Regions from separate parts of the Mus musculus genome. Here all the other regions are linked to region 4. Evidence: chromatin loops called from intact Hi-C (ENCODE). Cell type or tissue: heart. All regions are shown on one strand. Region 1 holds the start of Dus4l (dihydrouridine synthase 4-like (S. cerevisiae)). Region 2 has its middle 23 kb from the start of Dld. Region 3 overlaps Gm40362 (a long non-coding RNA gene). Region 4 overlaps Cog5 (component of oligomeric golgi complex 5). Region 5 overlaps Cog5 (component of oligomeric golgi complex 5). Region 6 overlaps Gm40361 (a long non-coding RNA gene). Region 7 holds the start of Bcap29 (B cell receptor associated protein 29).

Region 1 (4,000 bases), 65 kb before region 4:
TGCAGAGGATCTGAGTTCAGTTTCTAGCACCCACATTGGGAGGATCATGGTACTTCTATGCTCAGTTTCAGGGGGTCCTACACCTCTGGCCTCTGAGGGGACTTGTAGCACACACATATATTCATCTACATACATACACATACAACTTAAAAAAGAAACTCTGATACTTTTATTCTAGTTTTTTTGTGAATCAGAAGGCAGAAACAACTTTATTATTTTAAATAATCTAAATTTATTACCAGTGAAGATATTCAGTTATTACCAAGTAAGTGCACCGTAAATAACTTTTATGCCCAAAGTACAAGTGATAAAATTGTTTAATATTTTTCATGTTGTACTTAAAGCTTTTGACTTCATAGTTTTTGTTTTTATATTCCATTTTGGCCTTTGTAATCTATTGCCAGATAAAAGCTAACTCTATAAAAGGCTAGTTGTTCAAAATTCAGTCTTTAATGTTTGGCAGTAGGCTAAATGAACACAAGGCCAATATACTGAAGGATGTCATGGCTTGCAAGAAATCTTTGGAAGTGTCAACACTGTTCAGAGGAAAATGGGAGCGTAATTAAGCTAAGTCAGAGATGGGCTATGTCGATATGAGGAATAAACACGGAGTAAACCACTAAGAGACTATTTGCAAAGGAGGGAAGAATCTTACACATTACAGAACTGGTACACACTAGGAGGTGGTGATCGGCAATGGCGTCATGACTGACTTTCTAAAGCATGATTTTGCTCTTACTCATTCTTGTGGCCAGACTAAATGGCAAAGTCTGCTTCAGTATGAATTTCTTGAATAAGCTATAGCTTTCAATCTTGATAGTAAATTAGGATGCAGAAACTTTTAGGAATAAAAATGCTTAAGTCACATCCAAGACCAAAAACAGCTCTCTGAACTTATGGGATGAAGGTATCAATATTTTGTTTTAAAGTTCTCCAAAGCATGCAGCACCGGACATAATATTTTGGTAATATGTGCTTCTACACCTAGAATTCCTTTTAAAATATAAGTGAATTTTTTTTTTTTTGAAAACTTGTGCTGGTATGTATAGTGGGCGTTAAAAACTTTATTGCATATTAATATGTAGACTAAAGTCAATCTTTTTTTTGTGAAAAACAAGAAAGCTAAGGAAAGAAAATCATCCTGTAATTCAGATAATGCTATTCGTCGTGTATGATTATTACAAACAAAGTAGTTTCGTAAACTATGCATACTGAAATCTAATGCAACTCTAGGCGCGCTGCCTCTCGCTACCGCATCGTGACTGAGGTCAAACACAGGAGGGAAAAATCTTCTGAGGCGATGTTAAGGGAATGCAAAATGCAGAGTAGCTCCAGACCAACTCAATAAATAGTTACGAATATTTAAACGTTTTTATTTTTAAGGGCAGAGCTTAACAACTATTCTTCCCCAGCATATACTGCCTGCTACCCGGGCTTGCCACTCCAGGCGGGGACTAGGTAAGGCTGAGCAGCCCTAAGCTCCCACGTGTTGGGCGAGGAGGGCCGTGACGCTCCCAAGAGCCTCTTCCCCACGCCGGAGTTCTCAGGCCCAATACTTGCGTTGGAGATCGGCGCGGTGGCTGCGTCCGGAGCGGAATGGGAGAAGGCCCCGGCGGCGACCTGTCTTTCCTTGCACGTAGGATTGTAGTACTTAGGTTCCCAAACGCAACCCGGGCCGGGCAGGTGGGGCGGCGCCTTGATTCTGCGTCACTTGGAGGGCGGGGCGATTGCAAGACGTCATCAACCCGGCACTTGCCAACATGGAAGGTGGAGACAGCACAATTTCCGTAGCAGGCCGTGGGGCTTCGGGTTCCGCAGTAGTGGCGGCGACCGTGCAGGCGATCCTGCAGGACGGTAAGGCGTCGGACGGTGGCCCGGCCTGGGTCGCCCTGCCTTGCGCAGAGTCCGAGAATCCTACCGGTCACTTTGCACAAAGTTTTCCTGTCTGGACTTGGCCACTCCCCTCCGCCCGGCCCCCTGGCGTCCGGGATTGTCCTGGTCCCCCAGTTTCACGGGGAACGTGTTCCTCTCTTCCCGTGGGTGTCTTGGGGAAAACACCTGGTGTCTAGTTGCTGGGGTTTGCACTGGATCATGATGCGCCCGGGACATCGCTGTAGTTCCTGCACGACGTGGTCGGGGCTGATAGCCGCTACTGCTGCTCAGTTCCTGACCAAGGATTGCACTGTCCGTGCCCAGAAGTGTGAACTCACCCTAGGTGACAGACCGCTCGCTGCTTAAGGAAAGGGATGGAGGATGCAAAATGTGGAGTTGGAAATTTCCGTGTTCAGTTCTTGGGCTATGCAGGTGCCTCTGTTATCCATACATGTCGAGTACTGAAGTCAGGATTACTGGTAGTTTGAAGAGAAATTATCCCAAGTAAATTAACTATATACCTTTCTATAGTATAGTACGCTTGAAAGTCAAGTTCGGTTGTATTAATGCTCAATCTGAGAGACAGAACAAAATTCAGTTTGCTAAAGGTATTAGGCCTTAATCATCCCATCTTTTCTCTAGTTGACACTAAGTTCTTTCATCTATTAAAAGCGTTTGCATTTATCACCTTAATTGCTTCCGAGGCCCTTGCGCCTCCTCCTCCCCAATCCCCTTCCCCCTTGTTTTTGAGACAGGGTTACTCTATGAAACCCTGACTGTTTTGGAACTCCCTGTAGATCAGTCAGTCTAGCCTTGAACTCACAGAGATACACCTGCTTCTGTCTACCACCTGCTGGGATCAAAGGCTACCAAGCCAAGCATAGGAACCTCTTTTTATATTCCACAGAGTTAAAAGCAGTATTCTGCATACAGTAGGAACAGATTTTTTTTTTTAATTTTCCACATAAGAGTGGCTTAAAGGATCAAACTGAAATTTAAATTATGGTGTTTTCCCTGATTGTTGAATATTTTATATCTTTTTAATAGATATTTTATATCTTGTCAAGACTAGTGATGTTTTTCAGAGTTAGGTTGTGGTATATTCTTAGAGTTTCTGCCTGATGCACCTCATCTTTGTGTCTTAATTGAAATTTAAATTTAACCAAGTTTCAAAATCCTGAAACGAGTGTGTGTGTGTGTGTGTGTTTAATAGCTGTCCAGCCTTTGAGCTTAAACTGAACTTAAAACTATGCTTGCTTTTTTCCTTCTGTGGTTTCAAATACAATTAAGTAAAGTCTCAGCAATTAAATAAAGCCCTTTGTTTTAAGGACATTCCCTTCCTTTGTGCTGTGGAGTTTATTCCTGTCTAGAATCCAAACACTCCCATTCTATAATGTTAAAATCACTTTGCAGAGGTCCTCATTGGTTCCTTGGAAGTAAGTCAGATGGGCACTTCTGCTTCTTATCCTATTTAAACTTGTAAAAGCTTGGCTCTTTCCTTGAAGTAATTTGTTATATGATATAAGGATCCCACACTATTTGTTTATTTTTCAAGACAGGGTTTCTCTGTTGTAGCTCTGGCTGTCCTGGAATTTAATTCGTAGACTAGGCTGGTCTAGAACTCAGAGATTCACCTGCCTCTGCCTTCCAAGTGCTGGGATTCAGGACCTGTGCCACCACTGCCCTTGTATATATGTATGTATGTATGTATGTATGTATGTATGTATGTATATATGTATTTATTTAATTTCCTAAATTCCTTTCCAGTTTCCCCAAATGTACCTGAAAATTTGATCATTTTGTTCAGTAACCAATTCACTGTCTTTAGAATTTGCCTAAAGATAGGGTTGATAGGCTCAGTGAACAGGTGCAGAGTTGGAAAATTTGTGAGCAGCTTCTGATTTTTCACTGATAAGAATACCACAAAAGAGATAACTTATGTGATTTATTCTGGAATATCAACCACTGAATAATCTGCTAGCTGTGTTCATCTTTTACTGTCGCGTCTATGGGAGATTGTACTCACCATTTCCTTTACACAGTTAGCTCTTTTGATTTAGTCATTCTTTCCAGTTTCTTTTTCTCTAAGCATTCTTCAGGAGTTTCTTTACCCAACTCCCCAGGTTCT
Region 2 (4,000 bases), 350 kb before region 4:
AGTCTTTGTCCTGGCAGAATTAAAGCTCTCCAAGTGGAAAAGGCACTTGAGGGTAAATACCTTGAAAATGTGTGTGATTTTCCCCATTCACTATGCTTCATCTGATGTTCCAGTGAAGTGGTTCTCCCTAGCCACCGAGACACTGCAAGGAAAAATGAAGTTAAATTGATCAAAACATTAGGGTCACATAAGTAAATAAATGGATGTTGAGACTGGAAGATCATTGTTATGCACAGGATTAATGGAACTAGAGATAATGTAGAAAAATGGAAGTCTCAGAAAAACTATAGGAGGCTGGAAGAGACGGCTCAGTGATTGAGAGTACTTGCTGCTCCTGCAAAGCATCCCATTTCCAGCACCAGCATGGCAGACAACGACTGTCTGTAACTCTAGTTCCAGAGGATCTGACATTCTGATCTCTGTGGACATGCCATGCGCTTGGTACCCATACATGGATGCATGCAAAATGCTCATACAAATGATGGTGGCGGTGATGATGGTGATGGTGATCATTTCTAAAGGAGAAAAGTTATTATGTTCTTGACATGACAGGGTTTAAAGAGGAACAAAGGAGCATGTTTGAAAGGTAACTAGATGTAACTGGATGTAACTGGATGTAACTAGATTAAATGGAGGCAATGTCAGAGCTATAACTACTGTAGAAACACCACTATTCTTGGGGCTATTAAGTGGGTTTTCTAATGTAGAACTTCTGAATGACCGGTCTTAATGAAAGTGGGGGTTTGGATTGCAGGTGACTGCCACGATGCCCAGACCTTTATGTGGGTGTTAAGACCCAAATTCAGTTCCTCATGCTTGCTCAGCAAGGACTTCACCAAGTGTTCCATTTCACCCAGTCCCTTTGATGTCTATGTCTCTGAAGGAATTTCCTTAGAATGTCTAACTAAATATATTCCTATTTAATTATTTTCTGTAAGTGCACTAGCCAATTATTTATTTTTTAATTTTTAAAGGTGTACTCATCATACTTTATATGAGTAGATGTCTTCCCTGCATGTGTATATATGTGCACCGTGCCTGTTAGACTCCCTGCAACTGGAGTTATGAATGGTTGTAAGCCACCCTATGGGTGCTGGGACTTAAACAAGAGCAATAAGTACTCTGAGCCTCTGAAATATCTCTCCAGCCCTGCCAATTCATTTTTTAGCTTATCTTTTTGCTTCGTTTTGTAGGTTGGTTGGTTTATTTATTTATTTAGAGATGGAGGCTTACTATGTAGCCATAGCTGGTCTGTTTACTACATAGAACAGGCTGGCCTCAGATCTGAGTAGTCTACTTGCCTCTGTCTTTCAAATGCTGGGATCACAGGTGTGAGCCAGCATGCCTTTTTTTTTTTTTTTTTTTTTTTTTTTTTTTTTTTTGTCCTTTGAGTTTGTCTTTTAAGAAGGCAATTATAACCTGCCCGGAAACAATGAAGTTCTAACCCACAGTAGTAAGTAACAGAGTAGCATGTAGTAGCCACGGTGTGTACAGTACTACACAGAATGTTGGGAAGAATTTGCAATTTTGTTGCTCTTTTTACTCTTTGGAGAGTAATTTAAAATATACTTCAAAGAGACAAACTAGCATAATGGTCCCCCTGCACCTCTTGTCCAGTGTCAACAATGACTACATTGTGGCCAGTATTTCTTCAACTTGTCACTTTTGGGTGAAATTCCAGTCATCAAACCCTTCGTCCATAAGTAGTTCAGGATACAACTACAAAGAGGAGAGTTTTGAACCAGACATTAAAAAAATGAATTTAATAAGGCATTGTGTAAATTTTAAGATTTGTTTTATAATAACATTACAATGTTCTTCAAATATACCAAGCAGTGTCTTCACAAGCCACAGAGGTGAGAGTGCCATCCAGTACTTAATGGCTGAAGAAAGCTTGGGATGTAAGAGAATCTTCTCCATTTGTGTTCTTTTAAAGAAGTGGAAAATACACAGAAACAGAAACATGAATACTTGCAGTGTGTAGCTGACTGCCATGAAAGGTGGAGAAAACCCTGTGAGGGACATCGGTAAGATGATCCACAGTAACCCCATGAAAATTTCCTAGGCTCTGTAATGCATCAAAATTCCAAAAAGAAAGTCACTTCAAGAGCCTGTGAAAGAAGACTGCCAGAAACGTCAAGGGCTCACAAACGCCCAGCGTCCTTTTTGTTTATATGGTTGTGATATAATATAACCAGCAGAGGGCAGCAGTGCAGCAGTAACAGCAGCATCTGTGTAACCCTGGCTCCGCCCAGTATCAATCCCGCCTTCATTCCTGACAGCTCACACCGGTCATCAGGCCTTTCTCCTCTGACCACTCCAAAGGTGAGTTTGGAAGCACAGAGGAGTAAAGGTGTCTCAAGGATACTGTTTCTCAAAGGATGTCTCATCCCACCCTCCAGTGGATTGTGGTTGAAAACTCAGTTAAAATGATAGGTTTTGCTGTCTCAGAAATGTTGATTACATGTTAAAATAATAACATTGTATTTAATTGGTTAAAAAAAAATCAATCTCTCTCTTGCACACATGCACACACACACACACACACATCTTGCTGTGTAGCCTTCTCATAATCCTCCTGCCTAAGCCTCCCAAACGCTGTGTAGTGATTACATGTGTGAAAACACACCCAAGACCCCGTTCCTTTTTTACTTTTTAAAAAAACACATGACTGTTAGAATATAATTTATATATGTTGCCTTTATCTGTCTGCACGTCAGTGGCTATCAATTTATCTGTATTGGACATCTCTGCTCTGAAAACTACGGATGAGGTAGGCTGACTTCTTGACAGGCTTCAAATTGGCAGTTCAGGAGACTAGGCCTAAATCTTTGTTACTACGAACTGGGCAAGTCTGGGCAAGTCCAGGCCCTGCCCCCTGGCCTGAGGCAAGGACAAAGGGTCAGCCGCAGTTTCCAGACTTCCTCAGCAACAGTTTCCAGTCCCCCACCCCCACCCCAGCAATGGGTTCTGGAATGTCTCTAGAGATAGAGCCAACGATTAAGATAGAGGTCACCTACCCCTCCCCAGAATTCCCCTAATATGCTTTAAGTCTGGACTGGAAGCTTACTGGGGCACCTCCATCATGGTAGATGGTAGACCCCAGCATGCAGATGTCTGCAGAATAAAACACTCTCTGCTTTTGCATACTATTTGAGTCTGGGGTATGATTCTTTGGTGAGTCATGGACCCTTACATGGGTAGGGCTTGATACTCAAGCGTGGCCACAGTCGTTAGTTCACAGACTTACATCACAGGAAGGAGGGGGGAGGAGAAGGAAGAGGAGGAGGAGGAGGGAGAGGAGAAGGAGGAGGAGGAGAAAGAGATGAAGACTTTAGATGCTCAAGTGGACACAGAGATAAGACATTGCACTGTTTTACTCCAAGTACATTAGAATAGATCAAATAAAAAGGAATTTAGAGCCAATCAAAATAAAGAAGCAGCTTCGGAATGACTCAGAGTCCTCAAGGAAGCCATGCTTGTGCTTGGCTCTACCCCTGCATGCTTCAGGTCTAACTAGCTAACATATATTGTTTTGCACACAAAAAAATTGGGGGGTGGGGGTGGGCGTGGAATCTCTATTAGCTGCAACAAAAAGACTTCTGACTAGTACACCTTGGCATTGATGGAGTGGCAAACAAATAGTTAAAAACAGAGGGAGCGAGGCTGGGAAACAAATAGTTAAAAACAGGAAGCGAGGCTGGGAAACAAATAGTTAAAAACAGAGGGAGCGAGGCTAGGAAAGAAATAGTTAAAAACAGAGGAAGCGAGGCTGGGAAAGAAATAGTTAAAAACAGAGGAAGCGAGGCTGGGAAACAAATAGTTAAAAACAGAGGCAGCAAGGCTGGGAAAAGGCTTAGCTGGTAAAGGGCTTGCCCGGCAGGCGTGGGGACCTCAGTTTCAATCTCCAGCATCCTTGTAAATAAACCTCACTACCGCAGCACACACCGTAATCCCAGCATAGGGAGGTAGAGGGAGCTCCCTGTCCCGCCAAAATAAG
Region 3 (4,000 bases), 210 kb before region 4:
GTAACTCTGTCTAATGGATTCTGCTCAGGTGGCTGCAAATTAACATTGAGACTAAGTGGTCATGCCTGGTGCTTTACAGCATCCTTCCCTCCGTGCCATTGGTCATACTTCTCTGTGAATCCCTAAATGATCATCTAGCTGCACTGCTATTATCATACCTTGTTTTTTTTTTTAAATCTGGTTTTATAGAAGAAAAAGGATTGGGAAACTTTTCTAGGTTAATGAAACTCAAGAGATTTAGAACTAAATGCAGTACTTGAAGCTTTAGTCTCTGGATGCCATAGGAGATGGGCATGAAAACATTGGAGACATTTTAAACACATATATGCTAGAAAATATCAGAAATGCATTATTTTCTCTCTCCTCTCTGTTTTTTGTTTGTTTGTTTTTGTTTTTGTTTTCCCGAGACAGGGTTTCTCTGTGTAGCCCTGGCTGTCTGTCCTGGAACTCACCCTGTAGACCAGGCTGGCCTCGAACTCAGAAATCCGCCTGCCTCTGCCTCCCAAATGCTGGGATTAAAGGCGTGCACCACCACTGCCCGGCAAATGCCGCCTTCTTCTTCTTCTTCTTCTTCTTCTTCTTCTTCTTCTTCTTCTTCTTCTTCTTCTTCTTCTTCTTCTTCTTCTTTTCTTCTTCTTCTTCATTTTTTAAGATTTATTTATTTGCTTTATGTATGTGAGTACACTGTAGCTGTCTAAGGACACACCAGAAGAGGGCATCGGATCCATTACAGATAGTTGTGAGCCACCACGTGGTTGCTGGGAATTGAACTCAGGACCTCTGGAAGAGCAGCCAGTGCTCTTAACCGCTGAGCCATCACTCCAGCCTGCATTCTTTTCTTAAGCAGTAATGGTGCATGAGTTGTTAGAGATGCATACTGATGAAGTCAGGATAGAATATAATGACACAGCAGCCACCTACAGCATCAGCAAGGTATAGGTAAGGCAGTCATAGCTGTGTGTTTATGGTGGCTGTACTGATGTGTAATCTTCATGTTAAAGACTGAACTTTTATGGCTTTCCCAAATCTGAATGTTGATATCTTCACACCCAGCTTTAAAAAGTTATTTATTATTACATGTGTGCATGAACCTCAGGTCATGTATGGAAGCTAGAGAACAATTTGTAGAGTAAGTCGGTTCTCTTTCCACTCTAATGTGGCTTCTAGGGATCAAACTCAGGTCTCCAGGGCTGAAAGGCAAGTAAGAACCTTTACCCACTAAGCCATCTTGCCATCCCCAACGTCCAGTTTTATGGTATTATAAGACTTCCAGTGGGTGATTAGCATTAGATTCAGGCACGTAGGTGGAGATAAACAAACTGCTTCCTTGGAAACCTGTTGGTGTTTGAGTCTCATCTCCAGGGCACTAAAGCACACCACCATCTGCTTGCCTCCCTTATACAGATACATAATGCTGGCTTCTTTAATTGCACAGGTGACTTGCTGCTGTAGAGCTGTGGGTACAGTGGTGAGAGTTTGGCTCTGCAGTGTCTCTCTGACTGATCTTGGAAACTTCCCAAACGTCTCCTTGTCTTAAGTCTCTTTGTCTTTCAAGTAGAGATGATCGTCTCGGTCTGCAGGGGACTTTAGGAAGTGAAATTGACCAGTGACTTTAACTAGCCATAGTCCCCATCATTTCCTTTCTCAGGTAAATAAAAAATTTCTAGACTCAAACCTGTTTAAGGAGATAATGTCCACTAGGTGGCACCAGCCCATGGGTAAATAAAATATCCCAAGATTCTGTAGTCAAAAAATTGGAAATTATAAGGAAACAAAACTGCAGTAGTACTAATTAATGTTCGTATCTACATATAAGTTTTCTGTACTCTCCCCCCAAACTAAGACGGTAAAGCATAAGACAGTAAAGTTTTGTTCTGATTTGTGACTCAAGGCCCCTGTGTGGATACAGTTATCCTTGGGCTTGTGTTTTGCAGAAACCTTCTTGGTTTTTGTTTTTTGGGTTTTGTTTGATGTTTATTTTGCTGATAAGGTATGATTTGGAAAAGTCCCCTCTTGAAAACCAGTGGTTTTTGTATAGCCGTTGTCTTTCCTGATTACTCCTTTACTCGGGATTTACTGACTGTTTGCTGTGTGTCTGACACTGTTGCAGGCCCTGTGATAGAACTCTGGCTAGGTACGATACTGCTCCAGATGCACGGACAGGTTGTGATGACAGAGTTAGCAGGCGGGCACCCAGGACAGTGACTGGGGAGACTTCATGAGTCAGACCCTCTGACTGTGCTGCTGCGGTCACAGTCAGAACCTTGCCAGCTTACTCAAATGCTGTTTTCTCATGCTCTCCACAATCCTCCTTCCAACACAGCATCTCAGAATTGCTGAAATGGTGACCCTCTCCCCCTTGGGAGAAAACAACTGCTTCTTGTGTTCCCAGCTTTCACCCTCTACCCACTATTAAGCTTTGCAGCCTCTAGAAACTTGCTTTCATTTATTTTTGGTTTGCCTTTGAGGAAGGATCTCTTTGTGTAGCCCCTAAGCTGACCTCAAACTCATGTTTCTCCTGCCCTCACCTGCCTTTTTTTGGGATTATAGTATCACATCTATTTTGTAACTTGCTTCCTAGTGGGGTAAAACTGACACTGTTCACACAACAATTTCGGACAGGTTCTATGCTCTGAAGTGCTTAGAGCAGGTCATGTAGGGTAAAGCACAGACCATGCTTAGAGTAGAGCACTGTGGCATAGAGCAGCCATGGCACAGGATGGCGAATGCATATGTATGCTCTGGGCAGAGAATGTCTTGTTGGGAAGATGCGACCTGGGAAATAAGAAATCCATAGTCTTTGCTTAAAAACTTCAAGAAGTTAGGTTAGAGGAAGAGCTAAGTGCAAAGGTGTTGAAGGACGTGGCTGCTGAAAGGACAGAGCGATGCTAGTGTGCCTAGAATCTTATGATTTCCTGAGGGCTGGCTGGGGAAATGACTTCCGGGAGGAGAGGTGCCCATGCACTAACAGATTTGGCTCAGAACAGAATGATGAACTTAACACAGGAAAGGAGTGGAACTTCTTGCACAAATAGAGGGGCTTCCTTGATGGGAGCTGAAACACCTACCTTACAGTTCCTTTCCTTAGTTTAAAGAATTTTTCTCTCCATTTTCTCATTCCATCTGATTATTTCTTCTCTTCTACTTTCCGCACCACCCTTTAGTTAAGCTTGTCTGCAGGGCTCGTGCAGAGTACTCTTATAGTTGTCTATGAAATATTTTCCTGTAGCAGTCTTATTCAGCCTAGAGCCCTAGACTGCACACTCTCCTCTCCATCTCCCAAATTCACATCTCCCCTGGCTTTTTAATTTAGCTGTTGTAATGGTTTCAATAGGTGTGGCCCCCATAGCCTCATGTGTTTGAATACTTGCTCCATAGGGAGTGGCACTATTTCGGGGATATGGCCTTGTTGAAGGAAGTATATCACTGTAGGGGCAGGCTTTGAGATCTCCTGTGCTCAAGCTATGCCCAATGTGGCTCACTGTCTCTTCCTGCTTCCTGTGGATCAAGATAGAGAACTCTCAGCTCCTTCTCCAGCACCATGTTAGCCTGGATGCTGCCATGCTTTCCACCATGATGACAATGGACTGAGCCTCTGAACTGTAAACCAGCCCCACCTAAATGTTTTCCTCTGAAAGAGTTGCCTTGGTCATGGTGTCTCTTCACAGCAATGGGAACCCTATCTAAGATAGCTGCTCTTTTGTTTTTGTTTTTGTTTGTTTAGTTTGGTTTTTCAAGACAGGGTTTCTCTGTGCAGCCCTGGTGGTCCTGGAACTCACTTTGTAGACCAGACTGATCTTGAATTTAGAGATCCTCCTGCCTCTGCATCCCAAATGCTGGAATCAAAGGCATGCACACACACACACACACACACACACACACACACACACACACCCCAGGTCTTTTAGTTGCTTACTTGACACTTTATTTGTATAAACACATCTTTAACTTAACACACCCAAAATGAGGATTTAAGGTTTTTGAGTCCCCTACCCTTCTG
Region 4 (4,000 bases):
TGCTAAAACTAGGTTTTGTATCATGGATGATAAAATCCTGTTTCTTAAACCCAGCATCATATACCTTCTGCTTGCATCTGTGAAACAGATATTCATTGTGGCTCATAAGTTGAGTGAATACCCTCCCAGACCCTTGGCAAATTTGTGCAAGGATATGAAACTGACAAAGGTCCAAGAAAGGACAGAGCTTCTGTGGGTTCCTAGTGCTTTAAAGGCCTATGAAGTATCTGTGAGGTACAGAAGCAAATCCTGTAAGGTAAGGGCAGTTGTAGAGAATAAGTCTAACATCTACTGCCCATCCTGCCCCACCCCACTGGCCCCCGTAATGAATTGTTTTGAAGGAGTGGCAGATGCAGTGACTGAAGAAGCTGCTAGAATGGTGCTTTGGTTGTTGCTCATGCTCAGTGCTTGGAAGGAAGGAAGGAAGGAAGGAAGGAAGGAAGGAAGGAAGGAAGGAAGGAAGAAGGGAGGGAGGGAGGGAGGGAGGGAGGGAAGGAAGGAAGGAGGGAAGGAAGGAAGGAAGGAAGGAGGGAAGGAAGGAAGGAAGGAAGGAAGGAAGAAGGGAGGGAGGGAGGGAGGGAAGGAAGGAAGGAAGGAGGGAAGGAAGGAAGGAAGGAAGGAGGGAAGGAAGGAAGGAGGGAAGGAAGGAAGGAAGGAAGGAAGGAAGGAAGGAGGGAAGGAAAAATGATAGTCCATGAGTGAGGCAGCATTAGTTCATGAGCTGCAGGGACAAGGGTGTAGCCATTGAGTCAAGTGCTCCCAAGAGCTGCAGTAGAGGTGGCAGCAGTGAGGGTGCAGACCTGAGTGTTTGAGTTTTGTTGAACTTTTACCATGGGATTTGGTGCAGCTGTTCTTTGTCCTGCATCTAAGGCTCCTTTCTTTCCTCTTACTCCAAACTCAGCTGCTTAGATAAAAGCCAAGTAGGAGGAGCCTTCTGAAGTGGAAAGAAGGCACTTTAGAGTTGAGGACAGAGGTGCCTGTCGAATCCTACAAGTTTTGGGAGGCTCTGAAGGTTGCAAGTAAGGCAGAGGCACTGAGGTAGGCTAGAGTTGTAGGAGAAGGCCTAGGGGCAAACTCAAGCCTCTGAGCCAGTGGTCGGTCGGGGTAGAGGAGGCTGGATGTGGTTCCACTGTAGTGTGAAGAGGCAAAGGGGAAGGAAAACCTTGCCATGTCGATACTCTCCCTTCAAGCTTCCCACTCACTACCCACGCCTCTGGCCAGGGCGTGAATAAGGTAGTCCTCTAGAGACTCTTGTTATAGTTCATTTGTTCAGTTTCTTTTTCTGTGATCTGTAGTGGGGAGCAACTGCTCAAATTCAAAGAAGCAGACTTGTGGGTGGGGCCTTTGGATCTACTCTTTGCTTGTTTCTCTGGTGCCCTTTGCAGGACGAATGCTCTGGTTTTGATGGTCTTACATACTTTCAGATTTTACAGGTGACTCCCACTGTTTGGTTTGCTACATGCTAGGAGGGATTTTAAAAACAAAAAACAAAACAAACAAACAAACAAACAAAAAAAAAAACCAATAGAAAGAAAAGAAATCCCAGCTTGTTAAAAAGCCTGATAGCTGCTGGAGAACTCAGGCTATTTCCCAGTACAGCAGTGCCACCTGCCTGACCCAGCTACTAAGTGCACCCTCCCTCTTTAACCTTTTTCCTTCCTTCTCCTCCCCACCCATTATCCCTTTCTCAAAATGTTAATGCTGTACTTTGAATCTTACACATAGTAGGCAAGTGTTCTTCATTGAGCTATGAATTGTAAAACTTTCTTCCTTTATTTGTGATAGTTTCATTATGTTGGTCACACTGGCTTGTAACTTCTAGCACTAAAGTTTCCCAAAAGTTTTGTTTGTTCTACTGTTAAGATTTGAAGCAGGCTTTCCTGTCAAGGCAGGCAAGTACTCTCTACCATTGAGTAATAGCCCTTCAAGTGCATGGCCTTTGAAATGTGCCAGTTGCCTACATCTTTGTTAAGATGAAGTGCTTGAACCCCATATACCTTTTGGCTCTATGGTGTGATGTCCCTGTTTGGCAGGAGGTTAACTTGGACTTCACGATTCACAAGCAGAAGTGAGCAGTTGGATCTCATACCTAGATGAAAATAGTTTGTCCACAGATGGTTCTGGACTGACCTTAGTGGCAGTTTTATTTTTGTATGAAGACTAGGTGGGACTAAAGCATGTCTTACTTTACCACATGAAATAAATCCCCTGGCTCACATATATCTTCTATTCACAGACGTTCTGGTGAATACTTGGGCTAGATTCACCACTTCTTTGACTAAACTGAAGCCAATGAAGTTGTTTAATGTTAGTGCCAGCTACTGAATATGAAGTGGATATGATTGTCTCCAACCAATACTCTTTTGGATTAACCTTTTTAGGGTGTAAAACTCCCCACCTCCCAAATCCTGGACTATTGCCAACAATCTAATCTTCAGGTCTGCCCTTTAGAAGGCTGGCATATTAAATAATTTCCTTGGAACTTCAAGCCATGAAAACAAGTTGCAGCTGTCAGCAAGACAGTTGGGCTCATAAAGCCTGCAGTCCGAAAATTTCTAGTTCTACCTGGGTCAATTATTGCACTTGACATGGAAACATCCACATGACAGACTGGAAGCCACCGTGTGGTGATTCTTGGCAATGAGAGTTTTCAGTGTTTCTACTAGTTTCCACTTGTAAACATGGATTCTGTTTGTCAGCCGTAGAACTGAAGGATCATCCCTCGTCCTACACCAGCCACATCTCCTTTCCCTAGCTCTGTGAGCTGCTCAGCTGTGTTCACAGAGCGACAGAGTAGTTAAGCTCTTCACAGTGCCTTAAGTGTCACACACACATAGCAGAGTTGGTAGAAGGGATTCGAGATGAGTTTGGGATTGCATCCCTCAGTGCCTGCTGTTTTCCTCCTGGAAGGAAAGGAATGCGTTTACTGTGGGAAGTGCATTCCTGGACTCTGTAGTGAAGTCTGTGCAGAAGGGCCTGCAGATAGGCATAACTGTTTCTGCATGTGGATTCTCCATTGTTCTTATGTTCCTGTTAGCACACACTCAGCCTTGGGGAAATCAATAAAAGTGTTAGCCGAATAGTCTTCCTGGTGTATGCTTTGGCCTTTTCTGGGTCCTCAGCTGCTCATGCCCAGTGTGTCCCTCCAGCTGGCCTTCTCTTCTGAGAGTCTGGGCTGGTTGGTACTCTAACCCCTGCTGCTTGACAGTTTTAAGAAAGGGTTGTGCTTGCAGAGAGCTTTTCTCTTCTGTCTGTTGTCCATAGTGTGAGCTGTGTTCTTTTCATCCATCTGGAAGCTGGAACAGCACCTGCTGGGATTTCATTTGGCTTTGTGTGCAATCAGTAGATCCTTATATTGAGTTTTCTGACCGATACTTCCGTCTCTAACTATACATAGGTCATCTTTAATCTCTCACAGCAGGTAATTTATAGTTCTCATGGATGTGAAGTTGGACCATTCTGAACTCATGTTTTTTTGATATTACTCTAAAGAGTATTTGGCCTGTATCAGAAATGTATATTATACTTTTAAAATGACCTTTTCCATTTATTGAAAACTCACCTGATTTTTCTCATTTAATCTTGACAAATTGAGTTTTGAATGTTAAACTAACCACACATTTCTGAGACATGTGATGCTTGGTTATGATGGATATTGATATTGCATAATTTCATTTGATATTATTTTGATAAAGCCTTTTGCCTGTGTGTTTATGAGGGACTTTGGTCTGTAATTTTTCATTTACTTTAGTGTTTTATCTAGTTCTAGAATTCTGAACTTATAAAATGAGTTGGAAAACCTGTTCCCTTTTCTTTAATTATGAGTTTGTAATCATTAGTTTCAATCCCTGCTTAAATATTTGATAAGTTTCATATCGGGTAATGTTTATAAATTCAAATTATTTGACAGATAACAGAGGTTTTCAATTGCTTCCTGTCACTGTTTTGGTGATATATATCTATTAAATAATGTATTCATACTGTTGAACTCGTCAATATT
Region 5 (4,000 bases), 210 kb after region 4:
CGAACATACACACGTCTTCTCATGGAGACCACTGTTGTAGCCTTGTAGCTTCCCTACAGCTCTGCTGTGGTGGTGGGAAGGAAATGACCTTAGGTATAAAGGAGCAAGCCAAGGGCCATGAATGCTGCTGCCATTTGCTGTCTCCTGTCCCTAGTACAAACCAAAGATTATCAAAGCAACGGCACAGCAACACATGGAAGTACTTAACTAAGTTCAGACTTTCCATCATAAAACCTACCAAAAACTAAAAACCCGAAAATGCTGTAGCTGTAGGCTGCCCTGTCTGTTTTACTATGTGCGCAAAGGGTCTGTCTGAGCATGTGTGTCCAAGGCTTTTTCTCCCCTAGCTGAGCTCTGGGGGAGACACAGCTATGTGCATTCTTTCACGTGCCTTCAGGACAAAGGAAAGGAGCACATACTGAGATGAAGACTGAAATCGGCCATACTGCACCACTCACCTGGCACAGCCACTGTAGCTCTAATGCACGTGTAAAGGCTGTTGACACTGGTCTGTGGCACTGTGCTGTTCCAGGAACAGACGGTCTTGTTTCCATATCGGTGCTATCAAAACTGTTGGACTTATGACAGTTTTCTTTTGCATTTACAGGGGAGCCCTGGAAGCTTATGTTCAGTCAGTGAGAAGCAGGGACGGTAAAGAATTTGCACCAGTTTATCCCATTATGGTTCAGCTGCTTCAAAAGGCTATGTCTGCTCTTCAGTGACTTGCAGTCTCCATGAACAGACCCGTCCAAAGGTGGCAACTACAACTAAAGATCATGGTTGATTTTCTGTCCTTCCTCTTTCTGTTACCTCCAGCACTTTTTCTTTAAATGTCAGAATAGCTCAAGCATCTCAGCCTTCACATAGCACCCACATGGCTTTTTCATAAAGCTACCTATGTTCCCCTTCTCAGACGATGGAGGAAGGCTATTTTACTTGCTGTCATAGTTGGCTCATTATTTTCACTGCTTATGAAGGGACAGTATCCTCCCAGCCTGCCACTTTCTTTAGTGTTAAGCACATAACGAACCAGTGAAAGAAGTCACATCGGCAGGGAGTTGAGGAGTATACACCTGACAGAGCCACTCTACCCCAAAGTGATGTGGGCATGTAGTCAAGCCCAGTAACTATGGCGGAGCCCAAGGCTGAGGCAGACACACTGCTAAATGCTCTTTACTGGATCTAACTACAGCTTTAAATGAAGTCAGGGTTTCTTTACAGTCATTTTACTAGAAACAGGCACTCAGGGCCTTATTTTTTAGTCTTTACTCCATTGTTAACATTCTTTAATTTTTAAAACCCCACCAGAAACCTACTTATAACACCAGAACTCAGTTTTATCAAGAATTTGTTTTCCATCTGCCAATCAGATTATACTGATAGGTATCATGAATTCAGTCAACCAGAAATCAAAGACAGACCTTTTTTTTCCTTTTATTTGAAATAATATACAAGAATATAGTGTGCAAAATTGAGGGGCAATATGTTTAACAAGTGTAAATCAATTTTACAGCTGTGATTACTAACCAAAACTCTCACTTGGTAAGTAACATGAGAAGCCATGATTGTAGCTCAGAGCAAGAGCAGCAGGACTGCTGAAGTACTTGCTCTGTCTCAGAAGCCGGAGGGAGTAAAGTGCAAGTGGTGCACTGCAGTAAGTGCAAAGTCTGCCCCACCAGAGACACACTGACAGCACAGATGAGGGTATGTGGCTGAGGAGACAGGAACGCGGTCAAACACAATGGTGTCGACTGGTAACAGCACCATTACAATGACTGTCCCAATGCTATTAACTGACTGCACCTTGGCCTGGCTTGGGCCCCACTGGGAATCATGGAGCTGTGCTGCCCCCTGGTGCATCCACTCAGCACATGCCCATGGTATCTGAAGCAGGTGGCTCTTTGAGCTGAGACAATGACACCGACACCATCCACCTGCCATGTTATGTTGTCTCTTGGCACTGGCCAGACTAGAAGCAACTGTGTTTGGCAGAGATGCTGGGCCATGTGGTGGCTATTCATGGAAAGGCCAGCGTCTGCTTCACTCCTGATATCGTGGGTACAATACAGATTAATAAGCAGTAAGGAGCTGATGTATAAACAGCAGTTACGTATTTTTAAATTCCCCTTCGTACAATTTAAAATAAAACGTATACACATCTTTCTACTGTACTTTAGCACCACAGGATATCAATTTTCAAGCCTATATTACCTGATAGATATATGAAGTTTGGAAGGAAAATAAGGCAATTTGGTTTACAATGTTGATAGTTATAGCTTAATGCTCTAATGGAGAAAGCAATCCTCACCCATTAAATCATTACAAAACTCAATGCTCCCAGCATTTTATGGTCACACAAATGTAGACAAATGGTGAGACCAAGGTCTTCCAAGCTTTTCCATCCAGAGTCAGTACTTATGCAGATGCAGACTTACAAACACAAGCATCAGGTTTAATGCTGTTGAGAGCCCTGTGGAAACAAAATAATTGGTTCTCAGTTTCCTAATGGCTCATAGCTTAAGTATCTGGAAAATTTAAACAAATGTGAGACCAGCATGCACAGAAAAGTGCTAATGTCCCAAATGAAGTTCCAGACATTAGAGAATTTGTAGGGAATGGCTGTGTGGTTCCATAGATATACTTTGCCTTTAAGCACAGAACCTTGGGTTCAAACCCCTGCACTAAATAAAAGGCGGCAAGACCAACACTTGAGTTTGTTCTGTGACTTGAATGTACACATACACAGAACCTGAGCTTGTATTGCATAGCTGTAATCCCTGAAAGGACCGCAAGGGTTGGAGGCGGAAGCATCAGAAGGTGAAGGTCATCCTTGGAGACAAAAGCAAGTTTGAGGCCAGCCTGGGCTACTTATGAAACCTCGACTCACACACATATACACCAAAAAACACAGAACAAATCTCTACACTACAGTTCATCTGGTGGCTGACCCTACTTTAAAATAAATCCCTGAGCCATTTAACCTACAAATTATATAGGATTGGCTAAACACCCTTAATAAGCCTTCTTTCTGATTACCGTTCCAATAATCTTCATTTTAAAAAAATAATACATAAGTTTATTCTAGTCTATCCTATGTATTTTGTGCTAAATAATCTAAAATGTAAACATAAAGGATGCTATTCAAGTAAAGAACAGTTATAAGAATGGCGTCTACCAGCCAAAGACAGCATTGTGAAACTTCTTTCTCATCCTTCCTGTGTCTCCTAGTTTCTGCCTATAGCAGAAGCCTGCAAGGATGTTACCAAAAACTAAAGATCTTCTACTGTAATGAGTTAATGATGTCCATCTTTTAACCAGACTACTAGTAGTATACTCTAAAACTTCCTCAGCACTTGGGGCATTCTTCAGCTAGCTTGAGAAAATCTGCTTGCTGTACTACTCAAGTGGTTCTTGATAGAAAAGGCAGACTCCAGTATTAGGTTTGAAGTATAATAATGGTGAGGGATCTTTAAGACTCTGCCTGCCATCATGGCACAAGAACACACAGAGCATCAGATCAGGACTTCTGTTACTACTAACACTTACTGAGTTGGTTCTTTTCCTTTTCCAACAGTCAGGATTTAAACGCTTTTGTTCTTCAGCCAAAGCCTTTGCTTCTAATGTGTACATCCTCCTTTCTTCGTTCTTCATTTTTTTCCACCTGTCACCAAGGATCACACTTATGGCTCTGCAAAGTAAATATTTACATAATGTAAAGTTTCATAAAATGTGTAGCAGCTGCTACTACTTTGGGGAGAAATGTAAAAAAAAAAAAAAAAAAAAAAAACAGAAGGGGAAAGATCAAGACTACCATGGTCATTTCAACGAAATCCTGGCATATGCATCCATTTATCAGTTGGTGGAATAATGATAGTATTTACAATTGTTCTAAAACATCCAAAATTGCCAGAAAACTGGCAATTTTCCAAAGGAAAGTTCAGTGTCAGCAGCGTGGGGCATTCAACTTGTATTAAAACTTATTTTGTGTGCAAAGCTATTG
Region 6 (4,000 bases), 600 kb before region 4:
CTATACAGAGAAACCCTGTCTCGAAAAACAAACAAACAAACAAAAAAAAAAAAAAAAACAAATCAAAAACAAAAAAGATTTCAGAAGAAATATTCTATAGGCTGTATAGACTCAACTTCATTCATAAATATGTCAATTTTGAGTTTCTAAATTATTAATGCTCACTGGAAGAATATGAATAATTTTATGAAATGCCATGCTAAATATGGATTTTGTTTTTCATTCCATTTCGTATGAGTTTCTGGCTGTCTCTGTCTTTTAGATCTTTCAAAGTATTGTAAGGTTACTATATAAGATATTGTCTCACATGCACACACTATGTTGGAGGAGGCAGTGGTATGTTGCAATACATTAATTTAGAAACTTATGCAGTATAGCAAAATAATAAACACTGAGGAAACAAAGCCCTCCCGCTCAACTACATGAACCAAGGCTGTGAAATAACAGTGATCGTAAGGCTGGAAACACCCAGTTTTTAAGGGAGTCGAAACTGCAATTGAGGTAGGTTTCAAGCTCATGAAAAGCTGATACTCAGAATACTATATATTAACTTTTATGATGAAATGGAACCTCCATCTCAGCTATGAGGAAAGTGGTTTCTGTAGGGAACATTGTCTACAACGGACCAACAATGTGAACCAACCAAACTTATGTATAATGTATAGAGGAAAGATGGGTGAAAAGTTTAATTACTAACTTGAGGTGAAGAAGCATTTTTTCATTTAGCTTATCTACTTCACAATACTATGGAAAGGCTGGAATGTCCTCTGAGACGTGTGTATTTGCCTGTCTCATTGGTAAATCTCATTTTCCGGGCAGAGTAGAGTCAAAGCAACAGGTACCCATGGGCTAGCCCTGGCTGAAGTTTGCTCCCAAGTCCCAGATCACATCTCTCACTGCATCAGACTGAGGAATATAAGTAACATTAAATATGGGATACTAAATGCTCAGCTTTTTATCAAAGCACAAGTAAACAGTAATTTAGAATACAGGACATTAATTAAGTTCTACATTCATAAATATAGGTATTTGCTCTGGTATTCCATGTTTCTGGCATGGCCTTGGGTTTCTATTGTAATGAGAAAGCAACATGCCAATAGCACCTTGTGGTCAGAAGGGCTGATTTCACCTTAGACTCTTCCACATCACCGTTTATCACCAAACAAAGGCTGGACAGGGGTGGAGGTGGTGGAGGTGGAGGTGGTGGTGGTGGTTGTGGTTGATATAAGACTCAAAACCACTCCAGTGAACCCCTTGGGCCACTGTGTCATTTATGCACCTAAAGACAATTGTTGTCCCTTGAGAGCTCTTGGGGGAAATGTTCCAACTTTCACACATGGTGCAAGATCCTTAGGGAAATTTCATAAGGGATCGGACTGACTTTCTGGTCCGGAACGACATGGTTCACTTGGAGGTGCTTCAGAAGTTATCAGGTTCTGGGTCCTTTATCAAACAAACAAAACAACAACAACAACAAAACCAATTGCTCTTGCCCCGTCCGTGATGGTCCATTCCACCAACCAGGACCTCCTCCTTCTCAGCCTCTGTCAATTTGTCTTTCAACATGGCTGCTTGGTGAGAGAGTTCGGACACACATACATATTACAAATATGTCATCCGCTTCCGTTCTTCTGTCTCCAAGATGTATAGCCTTGCAAACAGCCCGAAACAGCAATTATCCAGTCTATCACCCGCCCCTTAGTCACAGGCCCCTGGTTCTAGCACTGCACCCAGGAGACCTGCCTTGCCTTCTCAGAGTTATTTAGATAACACGCTATGACGGTGAATCGGAGTTGTCATACAGAGTTGAGCGTTCCTCCCACAGAGGGCATGCAGGCTGCTGCTCTCTCCTTTCTGTGTCCTCCTTTCTGTGTCCTCACTGTGGCCCTGATTAACAAACCTCAGCCTCACTCTACATCATGGCACGGCTCCGTGGCAACAGGGACTGTGAAACCATAAGCATGACCTCAGAAAGATCTGGTAGTCATAAACCAGTATAAACCATTTTGTTTGGGTGATTTAGTGGCTTTGAGATGAGAGGAGTCCAGGAACTCAGGGATTCTCACCCACAGAATGAATGGTTCCCACTTGAGATGTTTCTACCGATGACCACCAGAGGGCGCCCGTGCTTTATCCTGCACAAAAGAAACGCTAGAGAAAGCCACCTGTGGACATTGTCCAAATCAGTTTAGATAATCAAAAGGTGACCTGGGGGTACAGAAAATGATCGCCCACTGCTACGAGGGCAATGGGATTGCAGCTCTCCCTAGTGAGTTCTCAACTTCCAGGGAGGAAGTATGAGCTATGTGAGCCTTTTACATAGTTGTTCTCTGGATTGGAGCTGGGTGCCCCAATGGCTTCAATCTGCCTGGGTTGTTGCCCCAATCCACTGGCCATGTTTGTGAGGTGCGTGTGCATGTGCGTGTGTGTGTGAGAGACAGAGACAGAAACAGAGAGAGACAGAGACAGAGAGTCAGAGAGAGACCCTTAAAATGGCTTCACCCGCTCTTTATTCAAAGATAATATTTTTGTCTGCCACCAGAGGTCTGATGTTTGTTATTGAATAGAACACACACAAAAGTAGTTTAAACACCACCCACGGCTCTTATGATTCTCTTAGAAGGGGAGAGAAGATCGGAGAGTATTAATGTAGTGTTTGTATGAACCCTTCCTTCTCTCTGGCCTGAGGCCCTGTTACCATTCCTATTTGTTTCCTTAGTGAGACAAGGAAGAGGCAGATCTTTCCACTTTAATCTTGTGGGTCCTAGTGACAAAACAAAATAATCTGAGAACTTTCTAAAGCCAGGAAGAAACAAAAGCAAAACCAGGTGTGAGCCGTACTCCCACGGGGCCTGGGGTCCAGTGTGTGAAGGCAGGGATAATGAGATGACCACCTTAGAGGGCTCTCAGAGGCATGGCAAATGTGGTGCCAGAAGCTCTTGCCCTTTCCCCTACCCCCTTCCCTCTCCTTGCTAAACTGTTAGATTGATTCCCTTACTCAGGCACCTCCACATTCCTGAAGCTAGGCACCAAGGTCTTTCATTTGGCCATTATCCTATGCCTGACCCATTCCTGGGGCTGATCACCAAGGTCCTATCATGTCACCAGCACCACAAGGGCAGAAGGAAGTTCACTAGGACTCAGACTCCTCTGAGCCAGTAAGGCCAACACTCTCCAAATATACATCCAAGGCCCATGGGAAGATAGATGAGCCACCAGGGCCCAGGGTATATTTTATAATGGAAACCAACTTAGCTCCTTTAAACCTTGGACAACTGTGGCCACAATTAACATTCATTACCAGCTGGCTCCCCTAAACCTATTGGCTGTCCAGTTATCCTCAGACATAAAATCTTATACTCCCTCTTACAAGACATAACTAAACCCAAACCTCCCCCTTTGATACACACATACTCATGGCCAAACCCTCACTTGGGTTGAGATCATCCAACAAACTCTTTTCCTTCTCAATGGGATCCTTCCTTTAACATCTCCCACTGCTTTCTCTGTGCCTATCTGCAACACCCTCCCTGAGCCACAGTCCCTCTTACCAGTCATGTCTCACTTGTCAACCACCCATTACCAACTGCTTGTCCCTAGCCATCCAAGCTCCCTTGGGAACCAAAGGTGGATTCTCTCAACCTCTCCATACCGACCCCCAAAATTTGTTACCCAGCATCCCTTTCACCATTTAACAAAGGCCTCCATGGCCATCCACATTCTCAAAGTGTCTCAGTTTCAAGCCTACCTGGGCACCCCACGGAAGGCTATGCTGGTGTAACGGGAGTCTTTGTGATTGTATTTTCCCCAGTGCGAATCCTGTTTTTTGGTGACTGTCAGTCCCCATTGACCTTACATAGCCCAATTGAATTCTACTGGCTCCTCTCAAGAATTCATTTCCCTGGGGGCATAATAGGTCTTTTTGCCTATTATGATAGGTATAAGTCTGGCTAGTGCCTTAAATGAAACAGCTGTGACCAGCAGGACTTTGAGTCATTCT
Region 7 (4,000 bases), 86 kb before region 4:
TTTGCCTTGTTGACCAAACTCAAAGCATTTTCTATAGGCACTATTTAAATTTAACACTACAAACATTTAAAAAAAAAAAGAATATAAATGGTAATAGCTTGTTGTAGGTTCAAATGTAAATTTGTTCACCTCTTCAAGAGTCAATAAAAGAGGGAATATAAGAACCTCCCAGAAGGGCCATCTAGGAGTTTTCAGTAGACTGAATTTAAGAGCAGATAATAACTATTATTTATTGAGTTGATGTATTATTGGTTGGAACACATGCACCATCTCGTCTAATTACCACAATATCATATGAAGTCTATACCACTATTACCAGGAAAACTGACCAGAGAAGGGAAAAAATTTCTGAGTCATACAACAGGAAGTCAAATGAAAGCCGTTATTCTGAGCATGCATGAACCATCAACCACTTCACTACAGGAGAAAAGACTAGACAGACTAAATGAAGACTTTGAAAGATTATGACTGACATACACACTGTGGATAAACACATGGAGGGGCACAGATGATTCCTGTACATGTGTACCACATGTTCTTACATGACAATATTCATATGTCATGTGCACCGATTCACACTTTCATCTAACAGCTACTAGATCAGGATGGGTACAAAACTGTAAATGGCAAGAAGAAAAAGACTGCTCTATCAATCCTCCTGATGACTTCTTTTTATCAAAGCTCTAAGCCTTATTTATAAATCTGTTGTGCATAAAAAAAATGACTTCTTGAATATGTGTGAGACTGTCATAAGTAGTACCAAATATGTCTGCTTGAAATCTGAGGTAGAAAGAACAGGGACAGCATTGTGTGACTGTAAGCTAAGGATCTCATCTGGAGTCTGACACTGACCAGTTAGGTGACTTAGGTTATGGAACAGAGCCTTTCTGGCCTTAAGCATGTGATCTATAGAACCCATGGTTGGTGGGAAGAACTTGGTACATCCCTTCCTACAGTATGAGTTACTGCTTCTTGTGAGGGAAGGAAAGGGCATGGTGTGGAGACCAGGACAGAGAAGAGCTGCAAACCAAGCAGATGAGGAGTTTCAAGTTTTTGAAAGACTGCGTGGACCCTGAGCCAGTCCATTTTATTGTCCCAAGTAAACAGTTTTGCACCCATCCTTTTATTTCTCTGCTCAAATGCAGGGCAGTTTAGGGGAAGGGGAGGGAGAGAGGAAGAGGGGGAAGAGGAAGGAGAGAAATGAAGAGGCGGTGGGGGGTGGGGGAAGAGGATGAAGGGGGAGGAAGGAGAGAGGAGAGAGAGAATATAGATATATAGACAGGAAAGATGTCCAAGGCATAACCATGGCTTTATTATACCTGTAATCAAGACACCCACCCCCCAAAAAAACCTAGGTTCTTTTAAAAAGGAGGTGAAAATCTATTTGTACACAGAATCAAGCTTTATATAAAGTAGAATTTTAATAGTTACCAGATTGCAAATTTGAGTTTCATTTTTAAAGACTACCTTTTATATAATTGGCTCCCATCTTTTATTTAATTATCCATTTGTTGTATGTATGCATGTGTATTCATCATGTGTTTATGTGCGTGCATGGGTGTTTCTGGGCGTCCCAGGGTGGAAGTGTGGCGGTCAGAAGACAACTTTGTGGAGTCGGTTCCCCTTCCACCAGGTGGTTTCTGGGTATCGAACTGAAATTCTCTCCCTTGGCTGCAAGGGCCCTTTACCTACTGAGCCACCCCGCCGGCCCTCCCAAAACTTTCTAACCTTACAAAGAGCATCGCACGCCGTAGCCTGAAGAAGCTAATCAAACATTTGGTACTGTTAAGGATCTGACGGTTTCCTACCTCTGTGGAGGAATAAAGGGCAGACAGAAGAGTAAAATGAGTCCTATTTCAGCATAAAGAAAGCTGGCAACCGCCGCCCATTGGATTGTCATCGTTTTGTTTTGTTTTTTCTTCACACCTATACAGAGAAAGATTTCAATTTTAGAGAAACATGGGTGAACGGCCAGACACGCGGCGTGGGGCCTGCCGGGAGTTCGCCTAACTCCGGGTGACGAGGCAGTGCGCCGGACGGCCCCGCAGGTTCTTCCCCGGTCCCGAGGTGGCTCGGGCCGCAGAACGCCGCGGCCCGAGCCGCCGGACGCGAGGTCAGCAGCGGGGCCGCCCGCCGCCCGTCAGGCTTACCCGCCGCCGATCGCTCCGCGTGCCCCGCCGCCCGCCTGCGCGCGCACGTCCCACGCCGCCGGGAGCGCGCCGGGCCCGGCTGAGGTCACACTGGCGCGACCGCGCCTCCCGCGGCCCTTGTTTCCTGGTGCGCGGCGTGAGGCGGCCGAGGCTCCTCCACGTGGGCTCGGTATCCCCGGAGGGCTGATCCCCGATGCGGCTGATGCCGGATGACGGGAGCCAGGGCCCGGGTCTATGGTGGGACCCAGCCAGGTGCCCTAGGGTGGTAACCTGCCTCCCTGCCCGGAGCTAAACTGAATTTAAGTCATGGCCCAGGCCTGGGGGGTCTGTGGAGCGTTTTGTGTTTTGCATGCTGTTTTCCTGGTCCTACCGTGCCCATAGGCAAGACCAGGCAACTTGTGGGAACTGCTGGGTCTACTCCTTTACCTAACCATATTCCCTTAGGTAACTAGATAGGCCCCAGAAACCTTTGAGGGTGGATGCTCTCATGCTTGGTTAACTTTGCATTCCACCTCTGGTTTCCCTGGTAACACTAGAAAGAAAAACCTAACTACTGCCTCTCCTTAGGCTTTCTGGTCAATTCCTGTAATATCCCTGCTCCAAGTAGAGACTTGGCATCCCGATAACATTACATACTACATTACATACTGTCTCCATTAAGCTGGCCAGGAGTTCACTATCCAGGAAAAAGGATTCACTTGGAGATGTGTTAAAGAGGTGGGAGGGATAATTATTCCATTAATACGACGCAGCACTTACACATCCCAAGATGGCACTCCTTGAAGGAGCTTCCTTCTGCCCTGTGGCAGTAGTAAGCTTGCTTGGTTTTCTGGGTTCTAATTCAGAAAAGCCTAACACCTGCCTCTGTTTTTCTTTAGTGGATGGCCAAAAGCCTAAGCAAGCTTTCTGCTGATAATGGGCTTTCTCATTTCTGAATACCTGCCCCCTCCCGGAAGTACTGGTAGACCTTCATTTCTGAACAAGGCAGTGTTATTGGACCCTTTATGCCTAAAGATGTAACTTTTGTCTTTTTCCTCCTCTTCTCCATCCCCTTGGCTACCTTTTTTTTTTGTTTTGTTTTGTTTGTTTTTAATTCCAAATTAATAGTATTGCCCTTTAAAAAAAGCTTTGGCATTCTTTTATTAACAAAACTAGGAATCTAAAAGGGAACTCCAAATACTTCCAGGTTTTCAACATATGTGAATATTTGCAAATCTCAGAATGTAACTTCAAAAGGTTAAAAATCCCCTGTAAGGCTGTTGTGCAGTTGCTCAGATGCTTAATTTAATCATGACTTTTGAGCAGCCCATGTTCATTTGGGTTTGTAGTGTCCTTCTGCTAAGTGTCTATTAGAAATGTCTATGCGCCGGGAATGGTGGCGCATGCCTTTAATCCCAGCACTTGGGAGGCAGAGGCAGGCAAATTTCTGAGTTCGAGGCCAGCCTGGTCTACAGAGTGAGTTCCAGGACAGCCAGGGCTATACAGAGAAACCCTGTCTCGAAAAAACAAAAAACAAAAAAACAAAACAAAAAAATGTCTGTGCTTAAATCTATGGTACGCTCTTTAGAACCTTCTTTGCGAGTGCACATGTATATGGTGGTGGAGGGCAAAGGTGGATGGCAATGTCTCCCTCACCACTTGCTCACGTTTTCTTGTTTTCTCGTTTTCTTGTTTCTTGTTTTCTTGTTTTGGAGAGTGTTTCTGAAGCTTCTGTGACTACATGAAACTCCAGCTCGAAAACAATAAACTCCAATTCTGCTTCTTACTAAGCCTCTGAAATTCCTCCCCCACCCCTGCCACTTTTCTTTTTTCTCTTGGTGGCACAGTCAAGAATTCCTGTTTCACCCAAG

Evidence for each region. A loop is a pair of places that touch in the nucleus more often than their neighbours do. Peaks named below come from ENCODE experiments on the same cell type or tissue, not always from the same donor. Only the 100,000 strongest peaks of a DNase experiment are listed, where the experiment ranks them.
Region 1: it touches region 4 in a loop (4-fold over the local background); 3 of 42 quality-filtered maps call a loop at or near these places.
Region 2: a loop joins it to region 4, with 3 times the contacts of the local background. A loop is called at or near these places in 12 of 42 quality-filtered maps.
Region 3: it touches region 4 in a loop (7-fold over the local background); 32 of 42 quality-filtered maps call a loop at or near these places.
Region 5: it touches region 4 in a loop (3-fold over the local background); 10 of 42 quality-filtered maps call a loop at or near these places.
Region 6: a loop joins it to region 4, with 4 times the contacts of the local background. A loop is called at or near these places in 2 of 42 quality-filtered maps.
Region 7: it touches region 4 in a loop (2.1-fold over the local background); 3 of 42 quality-filtered maps call a loop at or near these places.

What each region holds. Positions count from the first base shown.
Region 1 is chr12:31,653,130-31,657,129 of GRCm38, forward strand. It overlaps Dus4l (dihydrouridine synthase 4-like (S. cerevisiae)), which reads right to left and starts at 1,697. Exons shown (of 7, transcript NM_028002.2): 1 at 1,561-1,697. It overlaps Cog5 (component of oligomeric golgi complex 5), which reads left to right and starts at 1,740. Exons shown (of 23, transcript NM_001163126.1): 1 at 1,740-1,854. The coding sequence starts at 1,761. In heart, a CTCF peak has its summit at 1,970; a DNase peak (open chromatin) is centred at 1,712; H3K4me3 peaks cover 2,452 bases; H3K27ac peaks cover 1,614 bases.
Region 2 is chr12:31,372,565-31,376,564 of GRCm38, forward strand. No RefSeq gene overlaps it. Among named protein-coding and RNA genes, the nearest start is that of Dld, 23 kb to the left of the region's middle. In heart, CTCF peaks have their summits at 2,191 (motif pointing right) and 3,979; a DNase peak (open chromatin) is centred at 2,207; H3K4me3 peaks cover 639 bases; H3K27ac peaks cover 445 bases.
Region 3 is chr12:31,506,471-31,510,470 of GRCm38, forward strand. The region is part of intron 1 of Gm40362 (a long non-coding RNA gene); the gene reads left to right. Among named protein-coding and RNA genes, the nearest start is that of Gm40362, 8.9 kb to the left of the region's middle. In heart, a CTCF peak has its summit at 1,694 (motif pointing right); no DNase peak of the experiment used is centred here.
Region 4 is chr12:31,718,169-31,722,168 of GRCm38, forward strand. The region is part of intron 6 of Cog5 (component of oligomeric golgi complex 5); the gene reads left to right. Among named protein-coding and RNA genes, the nearest start is that of Gpr22, 6.3 kb to the left of the region's middle. In heart, CTCF peaks have their summits at 1,622 and 2,635; no DNase peak of the experiment used is centred here; H3K27ac peaks cover 1,661 bases.
Region 5 is chr12:31,925,038-31,929,037 of GRCm38, forward strand. Cog5 (component of oligomeric golgi complex 5) reads left to right here. Exons shown (of 23, transcript NM_001163126.1): 22 at 608-754. The coding sequence ends at 722. Hbp1 (high mobility group box transcription factor 1) reads right to left here. Exons shown (of 11, transcript NM_153198.3): 10 at 3,547-3,688; 11 at 1,418-2,470. The coding sequence ends at 2,453. Among named protein-coding and RNA genes, the nearest start is that of Hbp1, 23 kb to the right of the region's middle. In heart, a CTCF peak has its summit at 1,858 (motif pointing left); a DNase peak (open chromatin) is centred at 1,924.
Region 6 is chr12:31,114,182-31,118,181 of GRCm38, forward strand. The region is part of intron 2 of Gm40361 (a long non-coding RNA gene); the gene reads right to left. Among named protein-coding and RNA genes, the nearest start is that of Gm40361, 5.9 kb to the right of the region's middle. In heart, a CTCF peak has its summit at 2,115 (motif pointing right); no DNase peak of the experiment used is centred here.
Region 7 is chr12:31,632,455-31,636,454 of GRCm38, forward strand. It overlaps Bcap29 (B cell receptor associated protein 29), which reads right to left and starts at 2,204. Exons shown (of 8, transcript NM_001164090.1): 1 at 2,151-2,204; 2 at 1,809-1,926. The coding sequence starts at 1,900. In heart, no CTCF peak of the experiment used is centred here; a DNase peak (open chromatin) is centred at 2,197; H3K4me3 peaks cover 1,680 bases; H3K27ac peaks cover 1,356 bases.